Regions from separate parts of the Homo sapiens genome. Here region 2 is linked to region 1. A link is a contact called in ENCODE Hi-C or POLR2A ChIA-PET data. All regions are on one chromosome and are shown on one strand. The core of a region is the stretch at or near the end of the contact, and the rest is flanking DNA. Distances in the headings are between cores, read along the strand shown. Region 1 overlaps LOC105376387 (a long non-coding RNA gene). Region 2 holds the start of LINC02642 (long intergenic non-protein coding RNA 2642).

The links. Hi-C counts contacts between places; a loop is a spot of excess contacts on that map. ChIA-PET counts read pairs that join two places held with the same protein, here RNA polymerase II (POLR2A). Pooled maps may share reads with other maps.
Region 2: a map of B cell shows a loop between it and region 1 (13-fold over the local background). The contact joins the promoter of LINC02642 here to the enhancer-like site in region 1. A Hi-C loop is called at or near these places in 3 of 168 maps with a recorded cell type or tissue (B cell, OCI-LY7 and naive thymus-derived CD4-positive, alpha-beta T cell), 33 of 37 single-sample maps with no recorded cell type and 14 of 50 pooled maps. POLR2A ChIA-PET finds 5 or more read pairs at or near these places in 3 of 52 experiments (CD4-positive, alpha-beta T cell, activated T-cell and activated naive CD8-positive, alpha-beta T cell).

Annotation. Positions count from the first base shown.
Region 1 is chr10:6,926,350-6,930,832 of GRCh38, reverse strand. The region is part of intron 3 of LOC105376387 (a long non-coding RNA gene); the gene reads left to right. Among named protein-coding and RNA genes, the nearest start is that of LINC00707, 150 kb to the right of the region's middle. RefSeq lists enhancers at 2,698-2,787, 2,519-2,938. Within about 2 kb of position 2,437, at least 13 of the 41 ENCODE cell types and tissues checked have a DNase peak (open chromatin) inside an H3K27ac peak, as active enhancers do; they include B cell, CD4-positive, alpha-beta T cell and OCI-LY7, where a contact is called at or near this core.
Region 2 is chr10:7,471,599-7,476,154 of GRCh38, reverse strand. LINC02642 (long intergenic non-protein coding RNA 2642) reads left to right here and starts at 3,306. Exons shown (of 4, transcript NR_184109.1): 1 at 3,306-3,385. RefSeq lists enhancers at 3,858-3,957, 3,968-4,167.

The sequences.
Region 1 (4,483 bases), core at 1,188-3,687:
CCATGAAAGGAACAAGCTCTCATGACTCTCCATGCCTTCACCAATGGGCTAATTGCTGAACACATTCACTAGTTTTTTTTTGGAGAATATAAATTACTGTGGTCAGTAATCAAAAGCCAATGGACAGTGTTTCTCTTGAGTGGCTGTATTACCAATCATGCTTTATTTTTATTCTCCTTCCTTCCTTCCATAGGGGAGGAAAGACTTTTTCTCTCTCCTGTTAGGTTCTGTGGTTGGTCCTGAGAATTAAATAGACAAAAGACAGGTTAATAGGAGGGAAAGCATACAAATGTTATTTGATACTAATGTGTTTATGTGTATATGGGGCCTTTCATATGTAAGAAATGAGAATTCAAAGAGGTGAAAAGGCACAAGAACCTATATATCATTTTAACAGATAATAATAAATTATGGAGACATGGACAGTCAAGGGAGAAAGGGGTTTGGGTTTGGGGAGGCAAACCATGGGACAGTTACTAAGAAATACATAGGGAAAATTAATGGAAGGCAAATATAATTTTAGTAGGCTTGTTTGTATGGATTCATCTCAGCTTCGACTCCCCATCTCTGACAAAAATTCTCTCCTCTTCCTGGCACCTGGGGGGTACTTTTCTTACAGAAAATTTATGCCCCACTTTTATATACATAGAAAGTGGGGAGACAGCTCTTCCTGGATCTGCTATTTCTCAATCATCTTCAGCTCTAAATAATCTTCCTGGATCTGCTGTTTCTTGATCATCTACAGCTCAAAATAATCAATGTCCCAAAATAATATATTTTGGGGTGGCATACTATGACCCCTTTCACGTGTTTTCTTCTCATCTTTTTCTTCCTTTCTTTCATTCTTGTCCTTCTTTCATCTTTTTTCTCTTTTCTTTTTTCTATTTTTTGTAGCCTCTGGTTGTTTTTACATCACATTTTAACTAAATAAAGCAATAAAACTGTTTCTTCTGATTGTTTTTGCAGCAAGTATTCATCACATTTATAACTAAATAAGACACTAAAATGATTTCCATCTTGAAGAAAAAAGTGCTTCAAAATAAACACAATGATACCTTAAAATTGAACCACAATTTCTACCTGTTTCTCTTCCAATTGTTTGTTGAGGTTTCTGATGAGAATCGCTGGGTTGGCTTGGCAGAGAGACAGATCCTGAAGCATCTATTTCTGTTTTCTGCTTCTGTTTTGGCTCGAATTCTGGGTCTACCAGTAGTCTAAATGACCTCCACTTCCTCACTTTGACTCTACATACGTCTGACTGGCTGTGTTTGAGCCTGCCATACAAACAGAGGTGTGCAGTTCTCTTTAAACACCACTGTTCCATATATTTTCTTTCATACGATATTGAGTTAGACTCAGCAACCACCCCAATTATTCTGCCAGTTTTTCTTTATTATGCTTGACAACTACTTGGTGAGAGAATGGATTTTTCTTTGTGAAGTCAGCACACAGCCGCCGGTTGATTCTCTGAGAGAACAAGATATTTCACGAGTAACTGGATAAATGGGCCAACCTGACAGGACAGCAGGCCCTTGCCTCCAACAGTGCAAGAGAGCCTCTGTCAAGAGACCATGGCATTCCTCCCGTTTGGGAACTGATGACAGGATGGCTACAGTAAGCTGCAGCCAGATATTCTGCTAAGGAAACGAATAAGCAGAGAGATGAATATTTTGTATGCTTCCCATGTGTTCAGCTCTATCAGGCAGTCTCTCACACTTTATCTAATACATCTTCTCTGCTCTTCTTGACATAAAATTATCTTAAATTTTTACATGCAGAAAACTTATATATAAGGAACTAAAAAAATTAATCTGTTTAAAAGTTATACAGTGCGCAAGTGAGAAGCCAGATTTCAAAGAGAAACCAAACCTCTTGGAAACTTTGAAGGCCGACAGCATGGAGGTGGTTTGAGTGGACCCCAAACGGATGTGAACTGCCTCCTGACACTGGCCCAGTAAATGACTGGTTGTGGTGTACTGAGATAAACACTTTTAATTATTTTAAATATGAAGTAAAATCTAGAAAAAAATGTCCAGCAGAAAAAAAAAAAAAAAAAAACAACAACCAGCTCTTCTGGTTGTCATGGAGATAAGCCATTTAGCACTGCAAAGCCTTCCATGGGGAAGCAACGGCAATGGAGATTTCCAACTCCCAAGAACCGCATTCAAGGAGAGTTTCAACTTCCACTTGTCTTCCGAGGTCTGTTGTCTCTGAAAAAAAAATTTGTTGGGGAGGTAGGTATTTAAACTCATTTCCTGGGATAGAAAATCTAAGTAGCACATGCATATCCACAGAGCTTTGTTTCAGGACCCATAATGGGAACAAGTTTCCATTTCCTGTGAGGTGTGTACATAGTGTGTGTGTGTGTGTGTGTGTGTGTGTGTGTGTGTGTGTTAGAGAGAGAGAGAGCACCAATGAGCTCTCTAGAAACCATCGGAAGTGCCAGCTTGTAGAAGTAAACATAAAGCCCAGGCAAAGGACGAAAGAGAAAAAATTAGTTTGTCTCTAAAAGGAAACAGCCTTTAGATAGGAATGCATGTGAATCAGAAGAAACATGAAACTCTCATTCCTGGCTATACCATCTGCCCCACTTGTGAGGCACCGGCTAATTGTTGAGACACTGCTAGTGAAAATTGTGCAGGTTCACAGACTCTTAGGCAGCTGCTGTTTAGGGAAGTGTGGCGGCCGAGGGCCGACCTGGACTTCCGTTCTGGGAACTGGGGCTTCTCAGGAGAGTGGGTTTAGGGTAGCTGTGGCATGGAGGGTCCACAAGTTTCAGAAAATAGTGCCAGAGTGAAGTTACACTGGAGAAGAAGAGGTGGTCATACTACGGCATTCATTGCAAGGATGGAGACAAGGAGGTGAAGGCAGGCGGAGGCCCAGGTGCCAACTGATAGAGACAGGAGTACAGAGAAGACATGAGGGAGGATGGATAGAAGACAGAGTGGCTGAGGTTCCCTGCTGTGCTGAAGTTTTCAACGCAGTGCCTAAGCCTTAGCCCTTGGGTGGTGGGGAACAAGTCAAGCACACAAGGGGAATTAGAGAAGACCCACGCCTCCTTCTCTAGACGTGGAGGCAGGGAGTCAGGGAGGGCACATGGTTCATGTGGGTGCACACAGGAAATGAGAGAACGGAAACCACAAGTCAAGGGGCTTGCTGTCTTCTTGTCTGTTTGGATAAAAATAGAGCTACTGACTCAGCAGACAGTTTTCAACCTACCTTCAAGGCTCCCTGCTATAATTTTTTATTTCATTTCTTAATTTAAATTAGTTGATCACAGAAAAAGGCAGGTGATTTAAGCAGACCATATACTTCATTTAAGTCAAGGAACCATCATTGACACACCTAGCATTGTTGCATGCATATTCGTTGAAAATTCATCCATGAACTAACCATCATGATTAGGTACTGGTGATGGACAACTAAAATGATGGTAACTAAGTTAATGTACATTCCATATGTTATTCATTTCCAACATTTTTGATAAAGTAAGGAAATGGATAAGAGGGATACATTTTCAAGTCTGATAATGAAATAGATGTGCAAAACTGACAGTGGGACATATGTGGTTTTCAGAAGGAAAATGTTCATGAAAAAAGAGCTTCTCCATGATGGTCAAATGACAGGAAAGAAGCTGCATGCAGATGAGAAGAACTAGCACAAAGGGGAGTGTGAGAAGATGGGATAGCGGAAGCAGAGGTTGCATCAAACACTCGGAAGAGATCTTCTTATGAACATGACTATATCCATCAGTGTTTTCTCCTTCTTCTCCTAAAGAAGCAAGCAGACAAACAAACAAAAAACTAGAAGAATTTCCTAAGTCCTGCAAATTCAACTGTCCATGAAATTTAGAAATCAGATGATATGCTGACTTCAAAATACCTGTAGGGACTTTCAAAAGCCCCAAATAAGGCAGAAGCAGATGGAAGGAAGAGCAGTAGGAAAGAGTAGGAAAAATCAGAAGCTCAGAGAGTAATGAGTGGACTCATAAGAAGGAAAATTCAGGAAGATCCATAAAAATGCAAAAACTGATAGTCTGGTAGTACAAGAGCTATATTTCTCATTTGCAACAGTGGATATCTTGTGCCAGGACAAGGAAAGCTGGTGGTAGAAGTCACGATGGCCCCAGAAATGGAAATCCAGTCTCACACAGAAGAGCAATATTCACAGTGAGCATTCTGTTTCTGTGGCAGTGAAGGAATAAGCCCTTTGCTGTGAAGCCAGGACTGCCCTGCTTTGTCTCTGCCTATAGGACTAGTCTGCCAATAGCTGGGTCATAAAAAACCAAGTTTTTAATGATAAACAGTAAGAAAATTTATTGTGAATAAATATGTGGAAAAGATCTGCAAAGCTTTCCAACTGATACGGATTATTCTCCTAAAAACAGTGCCACTGAGCAAAGATGAACTGCAACCAAACATTTTGCCAGATTTTAAGGAGCATAATGAAGCAATTACTACTAAGAAGGAATGCCACAAAGTGG
Region 2 (4,556 bases), core at 2,057-4,556, 540 kb before region 1:
TGTCTGTCTGCTCTTGAGCCTATGAGCGTCTGTGCTGCCCTGAACATCTGCTTCGTAAGAGCCCCTTGCATTTCTTCCAACACACATTTCAGTTGGCCAGCAAGAACGGCCTTACAATGAAATGAAATTCTCATAATTTTACCTCAAAATGAAATTTTACCTCGAAATGAAATTTCAAGAGATGCCAAAACTCCCACTTCCACCCCATTTGTTCTAGAAAAGAAATATCCATTACACATTTATTTCTCGGAGTGAGTCCTGTCCAGAAGCCGGTATTGGAAACGCAGACATCCCTGTGCAAGAAGACACGCAACCATAAACACTTGAGTGTGAACGCTTCCGTCAGGGTGCGCTCTGCGGTCCTCCTGCTCGAGGGAAGGAGGGAGACTGGTGGCCTTTCAAAGGAAAGGATGCAAGGGCTGAATGGTTGCTAGGACGCCCCTGGGAAGAAACAGCTGGGATCAGCAGGAAGGCACCAGACGCTTGGCAGGAAACGACCGGCGAGAGATGGGGGAGCAAAGGCTCAGGGGCAGAACAGCAGAAGTGTTGACTCAGTGCAGGGCTGGTCCTGGCTGTCCCCAAGAGGTGACCCCTATCTTTCCATGGACTCTCTGCAGTTTCTGACTACCCCACTTCATGTAAATCCTGAGCATTTGGTGACTGAGGGCACTGTCCTCACCGTGGGGTGGACCGGGATAGGGGGGCAACCCATGGGCTCCTTGGCTGCCTCCGTGATCTCCCTGGCCCAGGGCCAGTTGTTCCTGCCGAGAGGCATAAATCAGCAGTTGTAACCTGTTGCAATGAAGGTAGAATCCACAGTTGTTTTTCCTGTAGCCCCCAGCTGGGCTTTTGCTTAATTAGGCTCAGAGGAGCCCGTGAATGATTGCGTTTGCCGAAACGCGTCACCAGAACACGCTGTTCTGATTTGGCTGCATCTGAGATTTTATGTTTGAATATTTTGCCGCCTGGCTTAAGCCAACAATATTTAAAATATTCTTCTTTAACTTGCATCTGCAATGAATGCATGGTCATATTCCTACAACCAAGTCCGGTAAGAGATGTTCCACATTCAATCCAGGTCCAGGTCTTTCAGTCTAGTCCAGGGTGGGTAGATTAGGGAGGCAGGGTAGAATACAGGGACAGTGGCAGAGGTGGGGACAACAGAGAAACCCCCAAAGAAAGGCCATCATCTAAAGGAGGTGACTGCCTGAGGTCAGGAGTTCGAGACCAGCCTGGCCAACATGACGAAACTCCATCTCTACTAAAAATACAAAAATTAGCCGGGCGTGGTGGCGCACGCCTTCAATCCTACCTACTGGGGAGGTTGAGACACGAGAATCACTTGAACCCAGGAGGCAGAGGTTGCAGTGAGCTGAGATCACGCCACTGCACTCCAGCCTAGGTGACAGCGCGAGACTCCACCTCAAAAAAATAAATAAAAATAGAAAATAAAAAAGGTGACTGGAGGGTCCCTGTGAGTGAGGCTGGGGCCCGTGAGAGTAGAGCTCAGTTCTTGGAGACTGAAGACTCATGGGAGGAACTCAGCAGGCAGAGGCCTCAGGGCGCTGCTGGGACTCTCAAACCACATTCTGCTACAGCCAGCTGCACCTGGAGGGGAAAGAGAAGTCCATTCAAATAATCAGAGATGTCCTGGGCTCATCGGGACCACTCAGCTGTTGCCTGTCCTAAGAGTACTTAGAAGAACTTGCAGTGAAATTTCCAAATAGAAGGGGGGGGGGGCGTAATTAATTATCCATCCCTTTGGGATATTGGAAAAATGCCCTCGGGTTATCCATTACCCTCTGTTAATCAGGACGGACTAGAATTCCATGATAATAAACAAGGCCCCAGATCTCACTGGTTTAAAACAGCAAATGGGCTGGGCGCGGTGGCTCATGCCTGTAATCCCAGCACTTTGGGAGGCCGAGGTGGGCAGATCACCTGAGGTCAGGAGTTCAAGACCAGCCTGACCAACATGGTGAAACCCCATCTCTACTAAAAATAAAAATAAAAAAAAATTAGCTGGGTGTGGTGCCAGATTCCTGTAGTCCCAGCTACTCGGGAGGCTGAGGCAGGAGAATCACCTGAACCCAGGAGGCAGAGTTTGCAGTGAGCCGAGATCACGCCATTGCACTCCAGCCTGGGTGACAAGAGTAAAACTCTGTCCCCCTCCCCCAAAAAAAATTAAAAAATTAAATAAAACAGCAAATGTCTGTTTCTCATTCATGCCACATGGCCATCACAGGTTAGCTGGTGTGTGCTCTGGTGAGGCACCAAGGTCCTCCCCATTCCTCCCTCCCCCCAGCCCCTGGCAACTGCTAACCTACCTTCTGTCTCTATGGATTTGCCTATTCTGGACATTGCATATAAATGGAATCATAATATGTGGCTTTTTGTGCCTGGCTCCTTTCCCTGAGCAGGGTGTTTTCAAGGTTCATTCATGTCATAACATGTCTCAACACTTCATTCCTTTTTAATGGCTGAATAATACTCCATTGTTTGAATATACCACATTTTGTTTATCCATTCATCATTTAATGGCCATTTGAATTATTCCACTTTTTTTGTCTATAATGAATAATGCTGCTGCTATGAGCAGCTTTTGTGGCATTCCATATGTTTTTGTATGTTGTATTTTCATTTTCCTTCATCTGTAAGTATTTTCAAATTTCCCTTGTGATTTTTTTTCTTTGATTCATTGGTTATTAGGAATGTATTGTTTAATTCCACATATTTGGGATTTTCTCAACTCTCTCTGCTATTGATTTTGAATTTAATGTGAAACTTTTCACAGTTGTTGATTTTGTACAAACCTACCAAGAAGTAGACATTGTGGACAATTCCACGTGACCCCCATATTGACCACCGATAGTTTCTAAGTGCTTTATGAACTTGCAGACTTGTGTTTTATTCTTCTTTCTTTTCTTTTTCTTTTTAAGAAACATATGATGCAGATACATGGGTGGGCTTATTAGTTCCTTATTTGTGTTAGAATAATGACCATCCCCAAAAGATGTCCATATCCCAGGGCCTGGAACCTGTGAATCTGTTACCTTAGATGGCAAAGGGACTTTGCAGATGTGATTGAGTTAAGGAACTTGATATGGGGAGGTTATCCCAGATTATTCAGTGGGACCCAGTGTAATCACAAGGGTCCTGATAAGAGACTGGCAGGACAGTCAGGGTGAGAAAGGAGATGCAGAGGCAAAATCAGAGGCTGTAGTGACGAGCTCTGAGGATGGAGGAGGGGGCTACCAGCTAACGAACGTAGGCGGCCTTTAGAAGCTGCAAAAGGTAAAGAAATAGCTTCTCCTTTAGAGCCTCAAGAAGGAATGAAGCTCTGCCAACAGTTTGATTTTAGCCCCAAACTCTGATCTTCAAAATTGTAAGTAAATAAATTTGTGTTATTTTAAAAGCCGCTAAATTTCTGGTAATGTGACAATAGAAAACAAATACACCAAGGAATGAATGATTTCATTTTGCAGTTTTTTTTATAATTCTAGCAGTTTGGCAAAAGAGAGTAAGGGCTAAACACCTGGCTTATGGAGTCAGATGACCTGAATCCAAACTCTGGTGAGAAGCTCTATGAATTGGGCATATTACTTAACTTGCTTAGGTTTCAATGTACATTTTTGGAAAAATGAATCCATCTCGTAAGATTGTTGTAAGGATTAAATGAGTTACTGCAGTAATACTGGTACAACAGTGTCTGGCTCACAGTAAACACTCAACAAATTTTAGTTGATTTATAGAACATGTTGTTGCACATTTCAGCAAATACTAGAGCTAGGAAGTAGAATTGTGTTGAGAATTCTGCATTGCTGTGTCCGGATTGCTGCTGTCACAGCCATATTAATTGCTTACAAATCAGAGAATGAGCATTCTGAGCAGCACGTGGTCCCAGGCTGTAGGTGTCTGCAGCGCTCAGGAAAAGCCCCGATGCTCCCCAGCAGCTGCACCTGCTCCCTTGGGAAGGAGTCTCTTTTTTGTTCCTCTTTCAGTTTCTGAAGAGAACAGAACATTTGCGCCATCTGGTTTGGGTCGTTATTTTAACCCAGTTTCATTTCCGTTTATAAAGGTATTAAATACTCCAGGCTATATTTGAAACAGTTTCAGGATCAGCATGACTGTAGTGTTCCTGGCTTAACCCTGAGAGGTTGCTGTTCCCAGTGACTATCTAGGCTGAAGCCCATGTAGGATTTGAAGAGACTGATCCAGGCTTTATGAGTGGCTGCGACCATGCTGTATGTGTGTATGTGTGTGTGTACACCGCCTAAGTGTGTTCATTTCAGCCACAGCAAGAGTTATGTTACAAGGATAGCATAGACAGCCCTGCCTATTGCAAGAGTAATGCATCAGGTGTGAAACAGATCTTTAATGCTGTGTGAAGCAGGCTCTTTTAAGGTCAGCCAGACTTTCTGGGGAAAAAGAAACTATTGCCTAACCCTTCAGGTCATGGAGACTTATGTTTTTGTGTTTTTCTCGCAGTTTTACAGTTTTAGCACCTACATTTAAGTCTTTGATCCCTTTTGTGTTCATTTTTATGGATAGTGAGA